Regions from separate parts of the Mus musculus genome. Here region 2 is linked to region 1. Evidence: chromatin contacts called from ENCODE Hi-C or POLR2A ChIA-PET data. All regions are on one chromosome and are shown on one strand. Each heading gives the region's core, a stretch centred on a gene start or an enhancer-like site at or near the end of the contact. The rest is flanking DNA. Distances are from core to core; before and after follow the strand shown. Region 1 holds the start of Zfp106 (zinc finger protein 106). Region 2 holds the start of Haus2 (HAUS augmin-like complex, subunit 2).

Region 1 (7,663 bases), core at 1,674-4,173:
GTTCTCTAGCATCCAGTTGGTTGTAACAAGCTTAGTGATATGTATCACAAGCCTGAATCATCAGTTTTATCTACACAGGTGTCTTCAACAAATCAAGGTGAAAAAGCAAGAAATGAAACTTCTCTGTGTTAAAAGAGACCTCAAGATGTAGACTAACAAATGCAACAACATTGTAGCCTTTGAAGGTTCCTGATGGTAAGCCGTGCAGTCCCAGTTACTCATGAGGCACAGAACAGAAGCAAGTTCAAGACAGCCTGGGCAAGGTAGACAGACTGATCCATGTCTCAAAAAGAGGGAGGAAATGTCCAAAGTAGCTCAGTGAAACAAACAAACACAAACACACACACACACTTTTTAAAACAAAACAAAAAAGCTAGGCGTGATGGTGCTTATAATTTTAGCACTTGGGAAGTATGCAGACTTAAAGGTCAGCTTTAGCTTCATGAAACCCTATCAAAGAAAACAAACAATTTAGTATTGAATAATATAGATAGGGCTGGGCAGTGGTGGCACACACCTTTAATCCAAGCACTTGGGAGATAGAGGCAGGTGGATTTCTGAGTTCTAGACCAGCCTGGTCTACAGAGTGAGTTCCAGGACAGCCAGGGCTACACACAGAAACCCTGTCTCGAAAAACCAAAAAGTGTTTGTTTAGCTTGAAAAGAAAAAGAAAAAGAAAAAAAAAAAAAAAAAAAAGTCACAGACTGTGAAACTGAAACTCTGGAACCACTTCTATCCTTCATCCTTGACAAACATTTTCCACTTTCAGAAGTGGCTCAGTCTAACAAAAGCACAAATTTTACAAGTCCTCTGATACACACCTGGTAGCTCATACTTCTGGACAGCCCCTTTCAGACTACAACCACAGCAACAGAGTGTAAGCTGTTCATGGGCAACTTGCATCCTAGATGAGCAGTTAAGAGTAATGTAACCTTTAGTATAAAAATCCTCAACTTCCCTTTCCAGAACCCATTTACAAAACACAAACTATGTAGAGATCTCATCTTGGGTTTAAGAGCCAAGGCACTCAATGTTCCCTGCTTTTCTCAGAGACCAGCCTTGAATTTGTTCTAATCTGGATGTACAGTAAGGACATGGTTTTTCTGTTTAAAACACCTTCCTTGTGTCAAAGCCACTGGTTCTGCACCAGACTGATGAAATCCCTTCACACCTTTTCTTTCCTGACTGTTGAAGCTCTCTTCAAAAATCCATCTTGACCCTCTCTCCAGTTAAAATCTACGATGGGCTGTACGAAATTCCAGCACTGTGATTGAACTCAGGATCAAGTTTGAGGCCAGTCTGGGCTACATAAGCCAGATTCTCTCCAAAACTATGAATCAAAATAAACTCTACTATTTTCTGTATCTAGTAGTTCAGTCCGATCTCGAAGGAGTGCTTAGAATGTCTAATTTGGGGCTAGAGAGAGGCTTAGTGGTTAAGATCACCGACTGCTCTTCCGAAGGTCCTGAGTTCAAATCCCAGCAACCACATGGTGGCTCACAACCATCCGGAATGAGATCTGACGCCCTCTTCTGGTGCATCTGAGGACAGCTACTGTGTACTTAGATATAATAACAAATAAGTCTTTAAAAAAAAAAAAAAAAAGCCGGGCATGGTGACACACGCCTTTAATCCCAGCACTTGGGAGGCAGAGGCAGGCGGATTTCTGAGTTCGAGGCCAGCCTGGTCCACAAAGTGAGTTCCAGGACAGCCAGAGCTATACAGAGAAACCCTGTCTCAAAAAACAAAAATAAAAACAAAAACAAAAAAAGAATGTCTAATTGGGTGTATCAGAAAGAGATGAGCGTAGCCATCACCGGAGATGAAGTTCACTAACTCCACAACGTGAAAACTTCAACAAATCACTCTCAGTATCTCAGTACCTCATGTAAAAAGTACTACCCAAAAACATCTACTACAACAGCTTGTTAAATTCCCAAGACACACCTGAATGTACTTATCACACGCAAAGCAGATACTAAGTAACTCGTAGATGAATCTGATCATTCATTCTTTCGTTTTTTGGCGTTACACTTTTAAGATTCCCCCCTGTAGTTTTAGAACAGGATTTGGCTCTTAATCAGTCTGTGATTGGAATCACTTTAATATAAACCGATATGGTGGCTAGAACTGTAATCTGCTTCCAAGTTGGGGTAAAAAAACACACACACACACACAACACTGAAATCTGGAACTTCCCCAAAAAGATAGTTTACGTTACTTTCAAAGATGACTATACCTAACAGACTGAAACGGGAGGCGGTGCAATAATCTCCTCTCCACACTACGCACCAAAATCGTACTAAATATTAAATGGACACATACCGTTCCACTAGTTGCTACTACATTGCTAAGACGCATCCCACAAGTAGAGTCCTCAAAAGCAGGAAAAAGAGGCGACACTGTTAGTCTCGGAAGGCTAGAGATGGCCCTGGCCTGAAACCTACAGCTTTTAAACTAAGGCTGAGATTCCTCCTAGACTAGACCCCATGCCGACAGAGGTCAGGGCCTGCCCCAAAGGTCAAAAACCTGGAGCCACGCGTCCAGTCTGGGTTGCGAACAGAATCGGATTGCCCTTGCTGGAATCTGTGCCCAGAAGCCAGACGCACCGCTCGCCAATAAACCCTAAACCCACACAGGTCAGAAGGGGCATCGTAGCGTGGTCGCATGCAGGCGCAGCTCCACCACCTGTCCAGGGGGCAGACCCTCGGGCTCCGATACGCCCAACCAGGCCGCATCCTCCTTACTCACACTCACAGCCCGACCTTCCTACGCCATCTGGCCGCCGAGGACCCGGCGAGGGAGCTCCCAGACGCCCCCTTAGCCTCCGGTCCGGCGGCGGCCCGGGACCCGCTCCCCGCCGGGCACTGACGCCGCCGCCGCCGCCGCTACTACCACCATCGCGCAAGCGCGCAGGCGCACGCAACTCAGCACGCTCCCTCTCCCCTCCCACTCCATCCGCCCTTTTCAACCATCTAGCTTTATTTGAACATAAGAAGTGAACAACGGACACCAGACAAGTGGCCTTACTCAAAAAGGATGAAGAGCCCAGATAGGTCTTTTGCACAAACCAATTGGCTGCACCTTCTTTTTCTTGGTTTGTTTGTTTGTTTGTTTGTTTTCCCCATTTTCCAAGCTCTTTCTGGACTTCCCCTACTTTCTAAGCCCTCCACCATAAGCTGTGGCAGTGTCTTGACTACATTTCAAAACTATTCCTTCCTTGTGAAACTTTGGAACAGATAGATTCCAAGTTAGGCATGGTAGCTCACCTCTGCTTCTGGAGGTTGAGAGCAGAGTGTAACGGGAGTTCAAGGCTAGGCAAAGCTGTTACATAGTTCCTGGGCTACAATGTGATACTGTTTCAACAAAGGACAGAACTCAATTTAAATCTTAGCCTAGCCAGGCAGTGATGGCGCACACCTTTAACCCCAGCACTTGGGAGGCAGAGGCAGGCAGATTTCTGAGTTCTAGGCCAGCCTGGTCTACAGAATGAGTTCCAGGACAGCCAGGGCTACACAGAGAAACCCTTTGTCGAAAAACCTAAATAAATAAATAAATACGTTAAAGCCTCAAATCAAAATAAACAGCTACCTTCATTTATGTGTAAATCCAGATTCCTTCTAAAGGTTTAGGGAATTCTTCCAATTGTGTATTTGTGACATCACAAGTCCTTAAAGCATTTAAGGTCTGCTAGGCTGCTTTTTCTACTTCCCCTTTAAGGGAGATTACATACAGAAGTGCTTTGCTCTAAGTTCAGAGACATAGTTCAAGAAATGCCAATATAAGTGAGGACCAAAATAACCATAGACCAGGATTTCACAACATTGACAGGTTTTTGTTTTTGTTTTTGCTTTGCTTTGCTTTGTTTTGTTTGTTTGTTTGTTTGTTTGTTTGTTTTTCGAGACAGGGTTTCTCTGTGTAGCCCTGGCTATCCTGGATCTCACTTTGTAGACCAGGCTGGCCTTGAACTCAGAAATCCGCCTTCCTCTGCCTCCCAAGTGCTGGGATTAAAGGCACGCGCCACCATGCCAGGCAACATTTACAGTTTGAAGCAGATAACTGTTACCAGTTGCTGTCTAGTGCATTCTAAGATAATGTTCCCCCAACTCTCTAGACCCTGCCCAGTGTCCCCCTGGAGGGCAAAAAATGTCCCTAATTGAGAACTACAGTATTACATCCATAATTATCCCAATCCTTTTTTTTTCTTTCCATTTTTTATTAGGTATTTAGCTCATTTACATTTCCAATGCTATACCAAAAGTCCCCCATACCCACCCACCCCCATTCCCCTACCCGCCCACTCCCCCTTTTTGGCCCTGGCGTTCCCCTGTTCTGGGGCATATAAAGTTTGTGTGTCCAATGGGCCTCTCTTTCCAGTGATGGCCGACTAGGCCATCTTTTGATACATATGCAATTATCCCAATCCTAACTGTATTCAGCCATATATTTTCTCTCTCCCTGCCCTCAAGAAATGATTTAAGAAAGACTAACAAAACAAACTTCTGAGTTCATTGCTACAGGCCTTAATAGTGCTTATCTCTGTCTATCACATTCTACAACACCCCAACGCTTCTCAATTTCCTTAAAGTTGCAGCCACTTTTCTAATCAGCAAAGGGTCCGTTTCTGACTTCCCAGAAAAGTTAACTTCCTGTTTCTAAACATACAGGCTTACAAATAAATTTTGTCATTATCATTGAGAATACTCCTCCTTCCCCCAACTCTGTGAGGGTTAGTCTCTCTTCCATGAATGTTCCTTTCTGCTTAGTGTCTTGGGTTTTATATATATGTATATCTATGTATTTGTGTGTGTGTGTATGGCAACATGCTTCACCCAGTGCTCATATAGAGAAGTCAGAGGACCTGCAACTATATGGAATCAAAATTAGGGATCAAAATCAACGAGGCCCTTAGGCTTGAGAACTAGTGCTTTATTTGCTGAGCCTTCTTGGCAGCCTCAGCCCTCTCGGCTTTATTGTTTGAGGCAGGGTCTCTGGTTGCTAATGTTAACCTCAACATCACTATATTGTCATAGTCGGTGATGATTTTGTATTTCTAATCTGCCTCTCCACCTCCTGATGCTGAGATTATGGGTTTTAACCACTATCTAAACCTCCTATCAGTATTGATTTTTTTTATTATATTTTATTTGTATGGGTATTTAGCCTGCATGATTGTCTGTGTACCATCCTTGTATATGTGCCTGTGGAAGCCAGAGGAAGGTTTGGATCCCCTGGAACTGGAATTACAGATAGTCGTGAGCTACCTACCAGGTGGGTGTTGGAAACTGAGTTTATGTCCTGTGGAAGAACAGCTACCTTTCCAGCCCATAATTTTATTTATTTACTTTTGAGACAAAGAATTACTTTGTAAACTGGGCTGGCTTCAAACTCACAAAGATCCCCTTTGGTGCCAGGATTGTCGGTGTACACCACCAACTCTCATCTGAGGTTTGACTACTGAAGCTCTAACCCAATCACGATCTTTACTCAACCTCACCCTTGATTTTTTTTTTAATTCAACTGTTTCTCTCATCTGGGTTTTTTTTTTTCCTCCTGTCTTCATCCTAACAAAATAAAAACGAATAAGATACATTATTCTTCCTTTTCCTCTGACAAAAGCCAAAGTTTCCAAAAGCATTTTATAATGTCCCCATGTCTCTCTCTTCTCCAAACTATTGCAATGTCTGTCAACTATCACCAATCCCTTGGTATTAAATTCAAATGATATTTCTCAGACTTCTTCTATCTCTTAAGAAGAGGCTATTTCTATGAAATAGTTTTTATTCCCTATATTGCCAGCTTTTTATTTATTTATATATATTTTTATTTATATATTATTTATTTGTTTTGCTTTACTCTTAGAGATGCTTGGAAGAATTTTTGGGGCAAGTTGTTTAAAATCCTTCAGTAACTCAATGGGTATAAAACGAATCCTAGGTTTATTATTCCAAATTTTACAAGACCTTTAAAGATCTAGCTTGATCCTCAGCCCTGATGGCGGTGGTCTCGGGGCTAAAAGGGCTCTTCCATTCTCCCCCCCAACCCAGTGATAGACTGTACTCTGAAATAGGATCTCACTAAGTTATCAGTTTGGCTTTACATTCCAGAGGTCAAGTGATCCTCCAGCCTCAGTTTCTGATAGCCTGAGGATTACACAATGTGAGCTACCACGTCTTCACATTTTCTTTTGTCTCAGAAAGCGAACTCTTAAACTTCTAACAAGAAACTTCCAGAAGGCGCTGCGTTGTTGTTGTTGTTCCCACTGCCTGGAAAACTCTTTATCTCGTAGACTTCCGAAGTACTCCTACTTATCATATCCTTCGTGACTTTAAGAGTAACTTCCTGTGTCAATCCTTCAGACATTCCTCAAAATAAATGTTTTGTTCATTGTTGGCCAAAGCTGCTTCGGAATTCCTGTGACCGTATTCTGTTAACTGAAAGGTATTTACGCATCTATTTCCCTGGTTTAAACGGGCCAAAACACCCTGTAGACTTTGGCAGTCGCGAGTTTTTCCTAGTCTTTCAAACACTAAAGCGTCCCGTGCAAGGCTGCCTTCAGGGATGATAGTTGGAAGAACTCCTCCCGGGGAGAATCTGTAGGGTTAACGGGTGACTTCCCAGGATCTCCGCCTGCGTGGCAGGAGATTTAACACCCTCTCCGCGGCGATTGGCTCCAGTGGTAGAGGTGTGTCTGCCCCGCGGCGCCCTGCGACTGCGCAGGCGCACAAGTCCTCCGGGCGCATGCGCGCGAGGGAGCGCGCACCCTGTCCGATCTTCTAGAGTCCGAGAACTGTGGAGGCTGGAGAGGAGTGGCCGGAGCCGCCGGGTGAGGCTTCTGGAAAGTAGCTGAGGGAACTAGTCAGCGGGACAGGTAGGATGATATCCCAAGGAGAAAAAGGGTGGTGGTGGTGGTGGTCCAACGTTTTGGGGGTCGGACTTGAGGGGAGAAGAGAGCTCCGGCCAGTCCTTGGTGGATTGGGCCGAGAAGGAGATCGCCAGGCGTTGGCGACCAGCGCGAGCCCTCGCAGGAAGGGAGGCGCTATGGTGGTGCCCTGGACTTGGGTGGTTCGGCTCCTCGTCCCTCACCTTCAGCCTCACGATGTTTCTCGTTAGTATTAACAGACTGTCTGGCTGGTGGCCCTAATGAACACATAGTTCTGAAATGGTTGTTAGAAGAATGACCCCGAGGGTCCTGGCGTTGCAGGCTCCACTGTCTAGGAAATTCCCTGCTTATCTTGAGGCTTCCCCGTGGGAAAGCGCCAAGAATATGGTCAGTCAAAAGATGATTTTTTTTTTCCTCAATTCGGTTTGTGTGTGAGGAAAGTATTTTAAAGTACTGTTACACTTCTTTCCTTCGTCCTTAATCATTAGTCACTGCACTATTTGGAAAAGCAAACTGGCGGTAGAGGAAGCGAAAAACAACCGAGTTGAGGAAAAAGATCTTTCCTTTTTGCTGTTTGTCATTTGGGTAGGTTTGGGCTGGGGGCACGGATGGGATTGCAGAAGAGTTTAGAAACTGGCAGCTTTTGACAAGTGTTCTCAGAAAATAGTATAGTTTCTTACTTGAAGAAAATAAGTATCTTACTTGTGAAAATAGTATAGTTTCTTACTTGAAGATATTTTTTAAGGATCGAAATAACTTCATTTGCCCTGCTGCCTTTTA
Region 2 (7,663 bases), core at 1,627-4,126, 46 kb after region 1:
TTTCTTGAGGCTCCCTCTAGTGCATGACTTCTGAATTTTTCCTGAAAATTTTTTGGGGGTGTCATTTTTTGTTGTTTGCTTTCTTTTTGTTTTTTTGAGACAGAATTTCTCTGAAGCACTGGCCTTGAACTTGCTCTGTAAACCAAGTTTGCCTCTAACTTAAGAGATCTCCCTGCCTCTGCCTCCTGAGTGTTGGGATGAAAGGCATGCATCACCACCACCCTTTTTATTTCTTTATAATTATATTCAAGCAGAAATAAATTCCTAATGCTTCCTATTTAACATTTAGAACCTTCTAGAAAACAATCATTCTTAAAACCATTTCACTTGTGACTTCAAAATCTGTATCAACAGTCCTGTGTACTAATCTCGAATACAGCTGTGTATCTACAGTTTTCACTAAAACTAAATTCTGGTCACTAAATTCTGTTGACTACCTGCATCTCAAACCATCACCTAGGAACTTACAGAAAATGCAGATTCTGCAGATTCTTAGACTTCTCACGTACTGAATCAAACACTTAGGTGACCTTAAGGTCCCCAGGTTATCCAAGTAAGGTCTGAGAAACTGGTCTAGTAGTAGGGAATGTGGAATTATTCAACGAATACCAATGACAGTTCTTTCCTAGAAATCTCAGGAAAAAGACAAAACCAACCTCAAAGGCTGAATATTATGCTAACTACAATTTAGCACAGTAATAACATGAACATAGTAGCTAATATACATGCATAATGTACATATACATAAATGCTAAAAACTCAAGGCTACCGAATCTCAAATGTTTCATCACTGTGCCTCATATCTGAAGCAGAGCACCATCTCCATACTAATGTTAACCAAGGAGCTTCAAAACATTTCACATGTAAAGTCGTCCAATTATAACGTAGCTCCAGAACAGCTATCACATGGATTTCTCAACAATTTCTAACGTCTGACTCTCAGATCCTATGGGTACAGGTCTCATTCCTACACTATATCACCCCTGACACGGCTCCTCACTAAATAATGGGTGTGAAAAGAAAATATCTGTAAAACCTTCGATAGGTTTAATTTTGTGTGTGTGTGTGTGTAATTATCTCACCCTGTTACTCCTTCCTCAAAACACTTTCAACACAATTACACAGCCACTATCAACCCACTCCATGATTCTGGGCATTGGAGTAAGTTCACCTTATATATCTTTTAGCTTCTAATTTCCAACTCCATGATTATCGTTTAAGGAACAAGAAATCAGAAGACCATAAATGCAAACATACACTGGGGAGAGGGGCAAAACAACACAAAGTATGGACCTGGTTCTGGTTGAGATTGAGTTCGATGGCCTGCAGCTCCCCAACTGTGTCAGGTATACTCCGAATCTGGTTTTTAGAGAGATCTACTACATCTAGATGTCTCAGGCAACAAAGCTGGGGGGGTAATGCTCCCAGCTGATTCCCAGAGAGGCTCAGCGTCTTCAGGGCAGACAACTGCCCAAAGGTAGATGGTAGCTCTCTCAGGTGATTGTTGTTGAGACTTAGTGTCTCTAGTTTTTTCAGATTGCATAATTCATCAGGTAGAACAGCTGGTGAAGAAGAAATTAAAAAACAAATCCGATAGAATTAATGACATTTATAAAAAGACAGTATGGTAGCCTGCTTCATCTTGTTTTTGAGACAGGATCTCATTAAGTTGTCTAGGATAGCCTTGAAATTAAGATCTTTCTGCCTCAACCTCTGAGTAGCTGGGGCTACTGTAGGTCTAAGTCACCAGGTCTGGCTTCTTACATAGAATTCTCACAGGTCATGTTTAGGTTTCACAAACTGTTTGGGAGGTTAAGAAGCCATCAAAATGCAGAAAATTGTGTATGTGTGTAAGGGGTTCCTTTTGCTTAGCTGTATTCTAAAAACGATCTGAGGGAGTTTAAAAGATCCTCCCATTCCACCCTGCCCCGAAATTAGATAACTGTTTATATCGATTCCCAAAGGTCTTCCAGGTCCAAATTAACCTAGTAATAATCATTATACCACCCAAAGAGGCTTTTATATTTAATTACAAGAGATTAAAGCTTCAATACTCTAACATTCTGCATCCCCTAAAATGATTTCATAACAAAAATCATCTAACAGGAAAAACACCCTTCATAACTGCTGATTACTAGCAAAAGCTGCCCAGACACAAATTCCATACTCAGTTTGTTGTTGTTGAGGGAGAGGCTCTTTAGCAGAGTGAACTTTCCTATTATCAGAGGCGGTAGGCTGTCAATCTTGTTGTTGGATAAATCGATGGTCCTAAGATTGCTTGTCAGCTTCTGCAACTCTGAGGGGAACTGGAGAAAGGAGCTCACAGTTTGGAAAAATCCTGCACCAATAGTCTTCGCCACCCCGCCAACCCTAGCCCTTTTAGTTTCTTGGTCCGGTCCCCTCAGGTCTCACCTCGGTCAGACCACGGTCTTTAAGCTGAAAGACACCAGTTTTCTGCGCTGTTTCCACATGAGCACGGAGAGCACTGTTACCCATCCTAGCGCCACGGCTCAGTTCCCTGCAGGAAAAGAAGCATAGCTGTCACCGCCTAGTCTAGACATACAGTCGTCGCTAAATCTCCCGTTTGGGTCTCCTGTCCCAATTGTCACCTTCTGCCTATCCCTACTTCCCTGGGGCCAGCCCAAGAGTGGCAAGGAGAAAACAGGCGAGCAGGCAGCGCTACCACAAGGTCCTGATGCTTTGGCAGCAGAGCTAAGGGCCAGGGAGCCTCCGATAGCTGCTGCCGGAACAGGGAGCTTGAGACTCGCCTCCTACCGCTCAGTGCAAAGAAGACTCCGCCAGGGAACACCGGGGACCCGCGCTCGCCTGAGACGCGCTCCCAGGGCTTCCGCCCGGGCAGGAACGCCCTGTGACATCATCAAACCGCGCGCCTGTTCGCGGTGTTGCCCCTCACTCCTCGCGCCAGTTCCAGAGGTGTGCGGAAGCCATGGCGGCCGCCAACCCGTGGGACCCAGCGTCCTCGCAGACTGCAGCTGGGTTACTGCTAAACCACTTGGTAGCTTCGGGCATAGTCACTAAGGTACGTGGGGGCGGCGATGGCGTCATCAAGGTGGCGACAGAATTCTGCTGTGAGGTGGTGGTCCTGGTTATGCGGGCGTGAGTGAGCCAGCTGAGGACTGTGACCATACTCCCGTGGGTTCTTCGAGTGTGAGGGACTGAGTGGCTGGTGCACTGAGTGACTGAGCACTCTGTTTTGAGTGCCTGCGGGTTATCCCAGGACGGTTTGTGGGAGATGGAACAGCGCTCCACTTTTTTTTTCTTCCAGTGACACTACCTCTAGAACAAGTGTTCCTAAGGCTGCGACCCTTTAATACAGTTCTTCTGTAGGACCCCCGATATGGGGACTCCTACTCTAGTCCAGGGATAGGGTGCACCCACGAACACACAAGAATCCTTCTTGTTGCAATACACACGAGGCTTTATTGGCAGAGCTCTGGGCCGACACGTACCTCACACAGGAGGCAGGGGAGTCGACCCCGAGTCTCCAGAGCTAGGGGTTTTTGTAAAAGAAAAAGGGATAGGGATGCGAGGAATTTTAACAAAGGTATGGGATTGGGTCATTCAAACATTAACAGTAAGATTACATGTCAGCCAAAGGGCATCCGGACCTTGTTCCTGTGGGCTGGGGGCTTAACTTTGTTCTCATAGCAACCAGGTGATGTATGAAGCAATGCTGGGCCTCCAAGAAAAGGCCAAAATCTTTCACAGCGTAATGCCATCACAGTTCACCCTTATTATTTTAGCACTATTTATTTAGAGACCGAGTCTTGCTGTGTAGCCCTAGATGGTCTGTAACTCACTATCCCTGGCATTACAGGTGTGTACCGCCATGCCTGGCTGTTAACTCACTTTATAAGATGATATGGCAAAGAGGAGAGGGTAATGGGATCTAATTCTTCCAGCTTGCTGAGAGATACTGGAAGATTTTTTAGTCTTTTTAGGTGTTTCCTTTTTTTTAATGGAGAGGTGTCCTCACTCTATCCTAGGCTAGCCTTGAACACTGAGCCATCTTCCTGCTTCCAGCTCCTAAGACTCCCAAGTCTCTCGTGTCAACCATATGGAGGGCTGAATTTAGATCCCTAACGCCCAAGTAAAAGCAGTATGTGATGGTGCGTGTCCTAGAGCTAGGGGCCAGATACAGGTGGGGCTTGCTGGCTAGCTAGTCTAACCCAATCTATGTTACTATTGGGGTCTGGGCTAGAAAGATTTAGGTTCCTGGCCTCTTATCTAAAGAATTGAAAACAGCTTTATTCTGAGGGAAGGAATAACACAGAATATAGAGAGATATAGCATCAAGATTGAAAGCAGAACACTACAAAGGTCCCAGGTTATAGCCTGAGCTCTAAAGGAAGGAATTGTTTACATACAGGCATGGTTTGAGTGGTTCTCTACTCTTTTTTTTTTTAAGATATATTTATTTTGTAAATGATTATTATATATATATGAATGTATGTGTATCATGTGCATGCCTGTTGCCCATGGAGGTCAGAAGAAAGCATTGGATCCCCATGGAACTGGAGTAAGCCCCCATGTGGTTGCTGGGAATTGAACCTGGGTCCTCTGCAAGAACAACAAATGCTCTTAAATGCCAAGCCAGCTTTCTTTCCAGTCCTGTTTCTCTACTTTGGTTGATAGATTAGGTCAAACATTCTTTTCTTCTAGTGTCCATGTTCCTTCCTATAGCATCTGATTTTAATCATATGTATACTGTAGTGCTTTGAGTGAAAATGGCCTCTATAGACTCATATATTTGAATACCTAGTACCCATTTGATGGAAGGATTTCACCTGTTTGGGAAATATTAGGAAATGTGGTCTTGGTGGAGGATGTTTGTCTTTGAGCGTGGGCTTGGAGGCTCTTTTGGCCTCATGCTTATCTCTCAACACGTAAGTTCTCAGCTTCTTCTCCCATGCTATTTCTGTCTGCAACCATGCTGTCTGTCAAGATAGTCATAGACTCATAGACTCTTAACTTATGGAAGCATGAGCCCAAAAATTAAATGCTTATGGAGGTCAGGTGATTAATGGAGTTTTGGCTGAAGTCCAACTCACTGTTAGGTCCATTGAGTTCCCAAACTTATCCTGTAGTTATTTCCCCAGTTCCAGAATGTATATTTGGGATAAATATACTTAGAAGTCGGCAGAATTCCCATATTGGTTTCCTGACTTGTGGAGTGAGGGCTATTATGTTTTGAAAGGCCAAATGGAAGACATCGAAGTTGCCTCTACCAGGAAAAATAGTGAATCAAAGACAGTATTACATCCTAGGAGGAATTGCAGAAATTAGCAACACAACCAAGGACCTAAAAGATGCAGGGGTGGTTGTTTACAACACATTTCCTTTTAACTATCCTATCTGGCCAGTACAGAGGACAGATGGATCATGGAGAGTGACACTATGACCATCAAAAATTTAATCCAGCTGGGCACTGGTGGGACATCCCTTTAATATCAGCACACAGATATGCAAAACATTCTCTCTCCCTCTCTCTCTCTCTCTGCATATGTGTGTATCTGTCTGTCTGTCTGTCTGTCTGTCTTGTGCACACACACACATACACACAAACATGGTGTTATGCTGTTCACTTAGAAAATAGAGGTGTGAAGGTTAGAAGTTGTAGGACATCCTTGGCTGTACAGCAAGCTCAAGGCTAGCTTGGGCTGCATGAGTCCTCATCAAAAATAAAAACAGATTTTAATATGTTCTTTATGTTAGCTGCAGCTGTGAACATACTATCGTTTTAGTCCCTTGTGTTGTATCTCGGTGTGCTAACTTTGAAACTTCTATGCTTTCCCTGATTATTTACCATAGGAGATGTTAGATGTATCTAAGAAAATGGCTCCTTGCTTTGTGAACTTTTCCAGATTACAACAGATCTCAGATATTCAAGCTGAAATCTACCAGGTAAATTATGAACTTTTCACTTCTACTTCTCCATTTAAAAAGTGTGGTGTATGCTGGGTTGTATTTTAGAGAAAATGTGGGTGCTTAGCTACAAGAGTCCTTGGGTTTGATGCCCGACTTTAAACTAAACCAAACAAAACACTTCTTAATTTTTTTTGAATAGTGTTCTTTTGCAATTAAAACAATGTTTAAGGCCGGGCGTGGTGGTGCACGCCTTTAATCCCAGCACTCGGGAGGCAGAGGCAGGCGGATTTCTGAGTTGGAGGCCAGCCTGGTCTACAAAGTGGGTTCCAGGACAGCCAGGGCTATACAGAGAAACCCTGTCTCGAAAAACCAAAAAAAAAAAAAAAAAAAAAAAAAAACAATGTTTAGTGCATGGCTGATAGGGACTTGTTCTATTAGTTAATTGTAGAACAGGAAGTCAAGATACCAAAATGAAAGCTCCAACGATTTTCCTGGCTATCATATAAAGCACCCTTCCATCCTTCCATCCCATTTAAGGAATATATTTATGTCTTGTACCATGTTTCTGTAGCTTGTCCATTTTTATCAGTGTTTTAAGATTCTAACTTCAGGACGTTTTCTGAGTGAGCTAAAGTTTACTTTTGTTCCTCATGTAGAACAATCTGGAACTTGAACTTTTGAAGCTAGAAAAGGATACAGCAGATCTTATTCATCCTTCCCATTTGAGTAAGTTTGCTTAAGAGAACAATCACTAGGATTTCAGCTTGCTCTTGAATTATACCAGCATATAAACACCACGCAGTAGAATTCTAATGTCATAATCTTTCCCAGGTATTGCCCCATAGACATGCCCTAACATGTTTTCAGGGTTATTGTTTCATTTTTTAGGCAGGGTCTTACTATGTACCTTTAGCTATGTAGTTCTAGCTATGAACCAGTCCAGTTGATTGACTAGTGGAAACAGTATACAGACATGGCCTGACTGACTTCTCTGCTAATCTGGAGCTTAATGATGTACAAGGAAAAAAAGATTTACTTCACTCATGGGTTTGGAGGGACACGGTAGCTCAGCTGTAGTGATGCCATTCTAGCACTGGAGGTCTTGACAAGAAGGGACATAATATTGCAGGACAAGAATTCAGAGAATCCAGGGATCAGTTTCACTCTTCTATAACATCGGTTCCAAGAGAACTAACCAGTAATCAGAAACTGGGCAGAACTAAGTTTTTGTTTATGTTTTTTGTTTTGTTTTGAAGCTCAAACAAGCAGAGTTTAAGAAGAAGAATATTGAGATGGCTCATTTGTTGAGATCACTGGCTCATACACATACTCATACACATACACATAAAAGCAACACTTTTCATTTTTAAAAAGTAGTAAAATAATAGCACTTTGCAGCAGGAAGGGTTTTGTTTATTTGTTTGTTGTGAGACAAGGTCTCACTATGAAGGCTAGACAAGGCTGGTCTTAAACCCCTGAGATCCACCTGCCTCTGCCTCCTTAATATTTTGACTAAAGTCATGTGCAGGTGGATCTGCATACCTAGCAGGAAGGGGTCTTGAAAATTAGTTGCGCTAAGTTCTTTACAAGGTTGTTGCCCTCACCGATATAATTGCTCCCTATTCCTATTGAAAGCTCAACCCTCATCCCAAACCCACCACACTGAAGACTAAGCTGTCAACACCTAAATGCTGTGGGACACACTCAAATGTTTCCAAACTATAGTAACTTCTCAAAAACAGAAGATCAGTGTTAAATTCTCTGAAAGTGCTGT

The links. Hi-C counts contacts between places; a loop is a spot of excess contacts on that map. ChIA-PET counts read pairs that join two places held with the same protein, here RNA polymerase II (POLR2A).
Region 2: a map of left cerebral cortex shows a loop between it and region 1 (5-fold over the local background). The contact joins the promoter of Haus2 here to the promoter of Zfp106 in region 1. A Hi-C loop is called at or near these places in 10 of 37 maps with a recorded cell type or tissue (adrenal gland, heart and left cerebral cortex). POLR2A ChIA-PET finds 5 or more read pairs at or near these places in 3 of 5 experiments (Patski and embryonic stem cell).

What each region holds. Positions count from the first base shown.
Region 1 is chr2:120,560,936-120,568,598 of GRCm38, forward strand. It overlaps Zfp106 (zinc finger protein 106), which reads right to left and starts at 2,924. Exons shown (of 22, transcript NM_011743.3): 1 at 2,752-2,924. It overlaps Snap23 (synaptosomal-associated protein 23), which reads left to right and starts at 6,736. Exons shown (of 8, transcript NM_009222.3): 1 at 6,736-6,871.
Region 2 is chr2:120,606,506-120,614,168 of GRCm38, forward strand. It overlaps Haus2 (HAUS augmin-like complex, subunit 2), which reads left to right and starts at 2,877. Exons shown (of 6, transcript NM_025475.3): 1 at 2,877-3,040; 2 at 5,833-5,925; 3 at 6,546-6,615. The coding sequence starts at 2,948. Lrrc57 (leucine rich repeat containing 57) reads right to left here and starts at 2,853. Exons shown (of 6, transcript NM_001159612.1): 1 at 2,610-2,853; 2 at 2,413-2,518; 3 at 2,168-2,306; 4 at 1,294-1,562. The coding sequence starts at 2,496.